Regions from separate parts of the Homo sapiens genome. Here region 2 is linked to region 1. A link is a contact called in ENCODE Hi-C data. All regions are on one chromosome and are shown on one strand. Each heading gives the region's core, a stretch centred on a gene start or an enhancer-like site at or near the end of the contact. The rest is flanking DNA. Distances are from core to core; before and after follow the strand shown. Region 1 holds the start of LINC02961 (long intergenic non-protein coding RNA 2961). Region 2 has its middle 49 kb from the start of LINC02961.

Region 1 (5,274 bases), core at 1,129-3,628:
CAAGAATGTGCCCGATACAATAGCAAAGACTTGGAACCAACCCAAATGTCCATCAGTGATAGACTGGGTTAAGAAAATGTGGCACATAGACACCATGGAATACTATGCAGCCATAAAAAAGGATGAGTTCATGCCCTTTGTAGGGACATGGATGAAGCTGGAAACCATCATTCTCAGCAAACTATCACAAGGACAAAAAACCAAGCACCACATGTTCTCACTCATAGGTGGGAATCGAACAATGAGAACACCTGGACACAGGGTGGGGAACATCACACACCGGGGCCTGTTGTGGGGTCGGGGGAGGGATAGCATTAGGAGATATACCTAATGTAAATGACGAGTTAATGGGTGCAGCACACCAACATAGCACATGTACACATATGTAACAAACCTGCACGTTGTGCACATGTACCCTAGAACTTAAAGTATAATAAAAAAACAATAAAATAAATAAAAATAAAAATAATTGGCCGATTCTTCTATAATTGTTGGTGCTAAAATGACCAGACCAAATAAATTAGTTCACTTCAGTAACCTTAAAAAAAAAAAAAGGAATGTGCCCGATAATGCAGACGATACAATTACGAGTGCATGGAACAGACTTCGGGAGGCGAGGAGGCGATAGGGCGGCCCGAGGCTGATTGAGACACTGGTGGCTGTGGAACGCTTAGAGGGGTTGTTGCTGTGTGGTTGTGAGTGTGCATGCCTTTGTGTTGGAACACACCATCCTAACATTTTGTGTGTGTGTGTGTTCATGCTATACTACATACATATGTAGTATGCTATACTACATACATATAGAGTATGCTATACTACATACATATAGAGTATGCTATATTACACACATATAGTTATGATTATCTAGTTGCATAACATACTAAACTGTTATGAATCATAGTCCACAACAACGAAGAAGTCAAAGGAAGCCCAGTGGCTTGTTTGTCACAGAAAGTGTAGAATTTGGGATTTTCATTTCAATCCATTGACAAGCAGGGTTTCCATGCCCTGTGTGCACAGTTCAAGGAACAGTTTGCTCTTACCTGGGTATCAGGAAGGGGCTCCTAGCCAGGGCAATCAGAGAGTCACTCTTGCTGACTGCCCCAGCTGACAGCCCTTCTCCTGCCCCAGTAATGTCTGGCGAACCATGAGACAGGGGAACAGGAATGGGTTTGCTCAGAACTCTTGAAAGAGGCCATGGGACTTGGGCACACCCAAAGGAGCAAGAAGCAAGCAGCACCCAAAATACGCATTGACCCAAAGGCCGATCTTCTGACACATCCACACACGTCTCATCACACATGCAGGGAAACCGTGTCATGTCCGAACTCCAGAACTCCAAACCTCTCATAGTAGTCAGGAGAACACTGGGATGAGTTTAGCTTTTGAGAACTATAAATGTGCCCAAGTGTTGGTTTGGCTAGCAGACTGGAAAATTCTTAGGGTTAAAATTCAAATAAGAATAATATAGCATTGCTAGTCATGACTACAGTATTTACTTAAATTATGCTCTCAGATCTCTATGAAGACAATCCAAAACATAATTAATACTTTTTTTTTTCGCTACAGAGGATAAGTTTTGATTGTACACACACACACACACACACACACATACACACACGATAATATCTATACATATATTTGCCATGCAGAAGTAATGGAAAAGTGAAGGGTATTCCCGAGTTGGCAGCAAATGCCCAGAGTGGGTGAAACTGATGCCCGTGCTCTAGGCCCGGGGAGCCTCTGAGCAACCTGCACTGTGGTGCCCTGGCCTGAGCGTGTGCTCAAAGGCCTGCTCCGCCTCTCCATGACCTAGTAAAGCATGGTGGCCTCCTCCCTTCCTGCCCAAAGCATTAGAATGTCAAGCTCCAGTCCTTGAATGCCATTCTCTCCCTTCCCCCTCAATCCTCCCAGCTCCCCCTCCCCCACTTCCTGTTTGTTTTAAAGAATGGGCACCCAGCATTCCCCCTGCTTCTCATTGGGAAGGAAGGCAGAGGCACGGGAGAGATCTGGGTGGTTGTGGAACAGGAATGGAACTTCAACAGAGTAATGAGGCAGGAAGGGAAAGGGCATGTTGGGGGGTGCAAGAGCTGGGACTTGATAATCTCTGTGAGTCCTGGAAAGAAGAGCGTTTGCTTTGAGGGGTGATTGCCTTTCATGGACTTCTTGGGGGTGGCGGCCTTTTGATCTGCGATGCTGCTCCGTCCAGCCCTGGGCACAGAGTTAGCCATTTCTCCAGTGCATGCAGCTTCTGCACTGGATCAGCGCAGAACCTCGGGAAGGAGGGTGAGGGCTCTAATACTGGAATGCCCTGGAAAACCACCAGGAATCTTGGTATCCTGTAACCGTCTTTCTCCAGGGCCTGGGATCCCTCATCGGCGTCTGGACACCCTTCATCTTTTAGCCGTTGCCCTGTTCTTGGTGAACTGCTTGTTAGGACCAAAAGTGGCCCACCCCTTTCTCTGGGACAGTGCAGAGCACCGGGGCCAGAGGCTCAAAGCACCTCCAAGCTGAGATCAGAGACTTTGGATATCGTTGATCCAGAGGCTTCCAAACTTTTCCTGGTGATTGAATTCTTACCATGAAATCCAGTGAGGAGCTCCAATGCCTCAAGCAGATGGAAGAGGAACTGCTCTTCTTGAAGGCAGGGCAGGGCTCTCAGAGGGCAAGACTCACCCCACCCCTGCCACGGGCTCTCCAGGGTAACTTTGGAGCCCCAGCACTCTGTGGAATATGGTTCGCAGAACACTTGCATCCTGCTGTTGGGATGCCCCCAAACTATAATAGCAGCATGCTCAGTCTTTCACCAGAAAGAACCATCTTATCTGGAGGATGGTCAGGAAAACAAACTCAACAGCCAGTGCCTCCCCTCAGAACTCTGCTCCTGAGGTCTCCTTTCAGTCTGCATAAGTCCTCCCAACCTGGGAGCCCCAAAGCTTCTCAGCGGATCCATCCCCTCTTCCATTCTATCCCAAGGTCTCAGCTGCATTCTGTTCTGCTTGGTCTTCCTCTCCTCTTCATACAGACTAGACCTTCACCCCCTGCCCAGTATGGCGCGCAAATGCCATTGAGATACATTTGTTTTGGTCCCAATATCTTTTGGGGCTCCAAAAAGCCCCAGAAAGAGTAATGCCTTCAGCCATGGCCCATGTGATGACTTTTCCCAGAGACAGCCCCATGGGTCAGTGATCGCCGGTGGGAGGTCTCCCCAGCCTCCCTTCAAGCCTTCAAGTCTGTGTAGAGGCGCCTTCTCTTCTCTGGGCATTCCCCGCTTTGTTGCAGAGAAATTATTTTCTACTCAGCGGCTTTCAGGTAGAGAGAGAAAGTGCATGCGGTATGAAGGATGTGAAGATGGAGGGCTTGACGTCGTGGGTCATGTTTTGTGGTTAATTCCCCCACATAACAAAACAGTGAGCAAATGTTTATAAACAGGAACTCAGTGTTTCAGTGATGAAAGCCTCTGGCCTCGCCACACTGATTGCTGGTGTGCGCGCACACACACACTCACACACCCTGTTTTTCTTACACACACACAGCTTCATGGAGCAGAGAGCTGGAAAGGGTGTCCAGAATGGTGGATCAGGCTTATTATTATTACTTTTTTTATCTCCACCAAACTCTCTCCTTAAGCCCCAGCAGCCCAACCCCCCCCCGCACCAGACAGCATATCGAAGGAGTAAGCTGCAGGTCAGCCTATATTTTAGGCAGAAAATTAGGCAACCTTGGGAGAGACCGGTTTCCAGCAGACACGCACGGACGCGATGGTGAGGTTGGGCTGAGACGGTCCTTCCTGGATGCAGTCACCCTCCCCATCCCGAGTTTTACTCCCTGGGGGGATTGTGGTGGGTGCCTGGCCTCCTCTCCCACCAGCGCACTGCCCCAAGCTTGCCTAGGTAGTATCAGCACTGGGGTGAGGGATGCAATGCGGGTTTATAGTTGGCTGTGGGGACTTCTGATTTCTCCACCCCATAGATGATAAACGACCGCGGGGCTTCCTCTCCCAGGTCTTTCCTCACTCTCCTTCGTCTTTCCCTCTTTCTCCATGGGAAAGGTAGAATGAGACTTGCCACCAGGGACATCCAGGCACATTCCTCTTCCCAATCAGCCTCTACCCATTCTCTTTCTGTCTCGTGTGTATCAGTGGCATTTTCTTGTGTAGCTTCCCAGATTTGCAAACCCGCTCCACATCCTGGACGCAGACCCCCTTCGCTGGCTCTATGAAGGCTTCACGTTCCTGGGGCATTCGAGACTTGACTTTCCAGAGCAACTTTGGATCCACCCTGTTACCCTTTTTTTTGTTTTGTTTTGTTTTGAGAGGGAGTCTCGCTGTGTTGTCCAGGCTGGAGTGCAGTGGTGTGATCTCGGCTTACTGCAACCTCCGCCTACTGGGTTCAAGTGATTCTCTTGCCTCAATCTCCCCAGTACCTGGGATTACAGGTAGACACCATCACGCCTGGCTAATTTTTGTATTTTTAGTAAAGACAGGGTTTCATCATGTTGGCCTGGCTGGTCTCAAACTCCTGACCTCAGGCGATCCGCCCGCCTCAGCCTCCCAAAGTTCTGGGATTACAAGTGTGAACCACCGTGCCCAACCTCCCCTCGTTTTTGACCTTTGTCCCCAAATGTCTTTCATCCAGTTACTAGGACTTGTAGCCTTTTTGCAAATAGGTATCTGTAAGCATAGAAGAATAGGGTGATTTGTGAAGTGACCCTTAGTGGCATCTGTGGCGGTCCTACTAATCAGATTTGCAGAAGAAACACGGAAACAAGGAAACTCCTCTCTTATATTAAAATAAATAAGGTTTTTAATTTCAAGTTTCAGAGATATTTCCTTTCTTTTCTGAAAATAAATATACAATTGTCTTGAGAGTCCTATAAGCCAAACGCAGGATGCCGATGTTCTCACCACTTCAGGCCCTTCACAGGGCGAGAAACCTTAATCTTGAACCAAGCAACTCCCCCAAAATGACGCTGATGTTTGTGAGTGGGTTGTGTGCATTTTCTGGGGGAAGCATCCCGCGTTCTCAGTTGCACGTCACACAGGGGTTCTGGACTCAACAAGGATGTAGAGCTGCTGCCTTGGATCCTCTTTGACACCTTCTTCCTTTTATACACCAAAGACAATCCATCCCCCAAGTCCCTTCTCTACAGTGCCCCTCAGATCCATTCCTCCTCCCTGCTCATCTGGGTGATGCCTGGATATAGTTTCCCATGACTTTACAACCAGCCTCCAACTCCTCACCACGGTCTTCAATGCCCGCTCTGACAGCTCTC
Region 2 (5,274 bases), core at 1,071-3,570, 50 kb before region 1:
TCCTGCATACTCTGCTTCTACGCTGGACAACTGTGCATTTTGAGAAGCTGGAGGAAATTGTTTGGCATAGTGTTCTAGGCCAGCAGTCATGCGATACTGAGCTAGGCCTGGCTCCTATAGGCTGGTGAAAGCCAAGTGTTAGCTGTTCAGGATTTTTTTGAGTTGGTTAACTATTGATAGCTTCAAAGTCGCCATGGCAGGGGTATTTATACCATAGAAATTGGTACATGTTACAAATTAGGGTTTCATTTTTCACCATCCAGAGATCTGATTTACTAACTCACTACTGATTCTGAGGTAGGACCCCAGCTTAGGAAGGCACTTTCAGGCAAGACTGTTCTGCGGTAATTAGGAAATGGAGAGTGGCCCTGTCAGATGCAAAGGAGAATATCAAATTTGGAAAAAAGTACTGCCTATTGCACAAGAGGTAAGAGTCACTGAGACATCTTGCACCAGACCCAAGTGAGGGATGGAAGGGGCCCTGATGGTCATCTTGGGACAGCTTCTTAGGGTCACCCAGGAGCCCAGGAGCCAGGTATGCCACTCTGTGGTGGGACAGAAACCCCTGTAAAGAGCAAGCAGACACTCAGTCACCCAGGACCCTCCCCAACACTCCCATTCCCTGCAATCTATCAGCACATCCTATCAATCCCGTCTGGAGTAGATATCTGATCACGCCTTCTCTCCCTTGTGACTGCCATGACCCAAGTCCAGGTTCCTGCTACATCCTTCCTAAAAGGCCTTCCCCTGCAAGCTTGCCTACCTCACATCAACTCTCCCCACATAGCTGCAAAAGTGGACGTCTGAGAAGAAGGGGGAGGAAGAGGAGAAGAAGGAAGAGATGAAGAAGGCGAAGATGAAGAAAAAGAAGAAGAGGAGGAAGAAGAAGAAGGAGGAAGAGGGGGAAAAGAGGAGGAGATGATGTTATGTCATCCCTTCACCCTTCCCCTGCACACACACACACACACACACACACAGACACACAGACACGCACACACACACACACACACACCACGAAAACCCTTCAAGAGCTTCCCATTGTACTTAGAATAAAATCCACGCTTGAGTAAAGCTCTGCATGATTTGGCCCCTGCAAACCTCTCCAGCCTCCTCTTGCTTGGGAGCCTCTGTGCTCACAACTCTCCTGTCACCCTGGTCTTCTTCCAGGTCCTTGAATGCTGGCTAAGCTCTTTGCTGCCCCAGGACCTTCGCACCTGGTCTTCTACTGGCAGGAATACTGTTTCCTGAGTCTTCCCCTGACTGGCTCCTTCATTTCCTTTAGGTCTCAGCTTGAGTGTAACCTCACAGGGCCATTTCCTGCTCACCTGGTGAAAAGTCAGGCCTCGTCTGTTCTCTGTTTTAGCTCCTAAGTTTCTTTACGACAATTATTTCAGCCCACAGTTCTTTTATTTACTTGTCTGCTTACATTTTGTTTTAATCTTTTCTTTACTTCCCCCCACTTCAACAGATGCTCCATGGAGAAATGGGTTAACCACTGCATTGCCAGTGCCTGGCATATAGGGGTGCTCAAATAAAGACTTGATGAGTGGGCTGGGTGTGGTGGCTCACACCTGTAATCTCAGCACTTTGGGAGGCAAAGGCGGGCAGATCACCTGAGGTCAGGAGTTCGAGACCAGCCTGGACAACATGGTGAAACCCTGTCTCTACTAAAAATACAAAAGTTAGCTGGGTGTGGTGGTGAGTGCCTGTAATCCCAGCTACTCTGGGAGGCTGAGGCAGGAGAATCGCTTGAACCTGGGAGACAGGGATTGCAGTGAGCTGAGACCGCACCACTGCACTCCAGCCTGGGAGACAGAGCGAGACTCCATCTCAAAAAAAAAAAAAAGTTGATGAGTGGTTCATTCTACTGCCACCACCTATGGGAAGACAGGTCAGGAATGTTGAAATGAAAGAAGTGCTTGGCTTCCTCTGAGCTCCAGCTGGACACAGGCATCTGTGATGCATCCAGATTCAGGCTGCTCATGGACTCTGAGGACTCAACGCTCCCGGAGGGCTAGCAGGGAGCTTTGCACACATACAACCAGTTCTCACCAAGCAATTGGGGATTAATAGTGCAAGGGGTTAAATGGGTTCAAACTGTTCCTCTTAAGCTCACCAAGATGGTAAACCGTACTTCAAAGCTGCTTGAAAATTCTTACTTGGTGAGCATGCAGTTCTGTGTCCCTTTTGGGCAGAGGATTGGGAAGGCAGCCACCAAGGCCGCCTGCCGAGTGAACAGGGGGAGGGGGCACTCCAGGTGACGTGGGTGCAGAGACCCGCTCATGCCTGACCCACAGTTAGTGCACGCTCACAGTGGTTCCAGTCTTGTCCTAGCGACCCGACTGGCCTGGTTTGTTATTGGAACTAGAGCTGATGATTCACTTTAAATAGATCCTTAACCTCACAATTTGTTTTTCTTGAAACGGTCCTGAGAGGTGCTTTCCAAGAAACAAGGAAAAAACTGACTGCACAGTGGTGACTTTGAGTCTGTCTGCAGAAAGCAGTGTGAGTGGATGGTTCATTCCCATGGCAAAGCCTTTCCCTGTCACCCGGTGTCAGGGACAGTGAAAAAAACGGGCCGTAGCTTGGGAAACAGGGGTGCTCTGCAGTTGCCGTAGCAGGTCTTCAGGGAGAGCTTACGGGAACCCACGGTGTAGGGGCGGGGGAGGGGGACTGGGTGTGTTCATTTCCCGGGGATGCTGTAACAAATTACCACAAACTGGGGGCCTTAAAACAACAGAAATGTATTGTCTCACATTTCTGGAGGCTGGAAGTCTGAAATCAATGTGTCGCAGGACCACACTTCTTCCTTGCCGCTTTCTGGCTTCTGGCGCTTGCCAGCAGTCCTTGGCAGTTCTCGGCTGGCGGTTGCATCTCTCCAGTCTCTGCCTTTGCTGTCGTGTGGCCATCTTCCCTCTGTCTCTGTCTCTGTCTCCGTATTCAAATCTTTTTCTCTTTGTGAGAACACCAGTCATTGGATTTAGGGCTTGCCCTAATCCAGTAGGATCTTATTTTAACTTGATTACATCTGCAATTACATCCTATTTTCTAATAGGGTCATATTCACAGGCATCAGAGTTAGGACATCAGCATATCTTTTGGGGCTGGGGACTCAATTCAACCCACCACAGGAGAGGTCCCCTTGCTACTAGGCGGGTAGTCATATCACACGCACATGTCGTAAACATGCTGAGCAGACAAGAACCCAAAATCTCTGATTTGGGTAAGATGTGATTCCAAAATGTGGAGTGCAGAATTGACTAAAACGTTTTGAGGCTTAGAGTAAGAGACTGCTGCAGTTTAGGAAGACTTCCTCATTAAAAGATTCCAAAAGACATATTCCATGAGTCACCAGGGTAGACTGAATAATGAGCGCTCAAAGATGTCCGTGCTGTAATCCCGGGAGCCTGTGACTATGTTACCTTGCATGACAAAAGGGACTTTACAGATGTGTTTAAATTCAGGATTTGAGATGAGATGATCCTGGATTCTCTGAATGGATCTTCTAAGAATCACAAGGGTCCTTACGGGAGGGAGGCAGGAGGGTCAGAGTCAGAGAAGGAGACGTGATGGCTGAAGCAGAGATCAGAGCGCGAGGGGTTGGAGGATGGAGGGAGGATCTAGAAGAGGAAAGCAGGCAGCTTCTAGAAACTGGAACAGGCAAGGAAATAGATTTTCCCTTCAGAGCCTCTGGAAGGAGCTGACCCTGCTGGACGCTTCAATCCTAGCCCGGTGAGACTGATTTTTCCTTCATGACAAGTCAGTTGATGTTGTTTTAAGCTCCTAAATTTGATAATTGGTTACAGCAGCAATAGGAAGCATTGCAGTCACATAGCCCAGTTTGGCGTCTTGTATTATTTTAACAAGCTCTCCATCAATCCACCTGTGTATCATTTTAGTCTGCTAACACCAAGAACAATATGTTGCATGTGGAAGACCTTAATAACTACTTGTTGGATGCATACTCTGAGAGCTTATTATACACTCGGTAGTATGCTAAACCCTTTGGATACATCCCTGTCCTCCTATCTATCAGTGTGGAGGAGAATTGGACATTGAACAAATAATTTTACAAATAAAACAGACATTGATTTATGTGACAAGTGCTGTCACAGAAAACCACAGGGAGACGTGACAGGGTAGAGTCGGGGAAACCTAACTTCAACGTGGGGTCAGGCAGAGCCTTCCAGGACACTCCCAGCTGAAGCCAGGACTGGACATACCCTCGCTTGGTTCCAGTTTTAAAGACAAGACACTTTGCCCAAGGAGGTGACCCGAGTTGAGCACTCGGAGCGTCCACCATCTTTTCTGAATGGTGCGAGGTTGTCTGTTGTTCATGGAGCTCGTGTGGGGTAGGCCAATCCCTGGTCTGAACTTGAGGCGGTGACACATTTTCATCTTGGTTCTGCCGTGGGTTTAGCGGGTGACCTTTGACATATCGTCTGCCCTTCCTGCATGTCGTCTGTGCTCTGGCTGACAAACAACGATCTCACCAGCCATCAGCGCTCCACAGGAATGAAAAGAGTGAGTGACCAGGACAGGGAGGGAGGAAAGAAGAAGTTGCCTTGTTGCCACGGCCTTCCTCAGATGTGCCTCCGTGCCTTGGGTCACCCCTGGGGCTACTGGCACCTTCTGAGACAGAGCCGGGGCTGAGGGCTAGATTGTCGTTCACTGGGCACCTCTGCACCGGGGAAGGGGACGGGAGCTGAGGAGGGGGCACTGAGCAAGGCAGAATCCTTATCCCCAAGCAGTTGCTGACAGGTGGAGAGACAAATGCAAACACTCAGAATGCAAACACACAGTGTCCAAAGCAGAAGCAGCAGGAGGGGCGTGGGCTCTGCCCCAGGAATTCAGGTGCACAGAAGGAGCTGGGCCTGCAGGGATACTTTGGGGTTTGGTAAATGAAGGCGGGGTCGTGCACTCTGCAGTGGACAACAAGAGAGAAGCCTCCCCACACATCAGGGTTACACGTGGCTTGGGGTATGGCTTGCCACCTTCTCCCGTTTCTCCCCACATGAGTAAGGGCGGTGTCCATTATCTCTCAAGCAATTCCTACCTCCCTGGCACTGGTAGATGCTGGACACATGGTACCTCCTCCAGCCTCACAACAACACTGTCACATCGTCACCTCCATTTCTCAGATGAAACTCAAAGAGGTGACACTTGTCCAGTGTCAGGTGGCTGTGAAGATCCCAGCACAGTCTCCTTGCATCCAAGGCCCTAGCTCTTACCACATTGTTGATCCTGGGTTGATGGTGAAGGTGTAAGCTGGGG

What was found. A loop is a pair of places that touch in the nucleus more often than their neighbours do. Pooled maps may share reads with other maps.
Region 2: a pooled map shows a loop between it and region 1 (1.8-fold over the local background). The contact joins the enhancer-like site here to the promoter of LINC02961 in region 1. A Hi-C loop is called at or near these places in 4 of 50 pooled maps.

The regions. Positions count from the first base shown.
Region 1 is chr1:234,757,160-234,762,433 of GRCh38, reverse strand. It overlaps LINC02961 (long intergenic non-protein coding RNA 2961), which reads left to right and starts at 2,378. Exons shown (of 1, transcript NR_148962.1): 1 at 2,378-4,815. All of the region lies in intron 1 of LOC107985364 (a long non-coding RNA gene), which reads right to left. RefSeq lists enhancers at 699-1,276, 1,277-1,856.
Region 2 is chr1:234,806,742-234,812,015 of GRCh38, reverse strand. No RefSeq gene overlaps it. Among named protein-coding and RNA genes, the nearest start is that of LINC02961, 49 kb to the right of the region's middle. RefSeq lists enhancers at 4,627-5,210, 5,211-5,274. Within about 2 kb of position 2,320, at least 6 of the 41 ENCODE cell types and tissues checked have a DNase peak (open chromatin) inside an H3K27ac peak, as active enhancers do.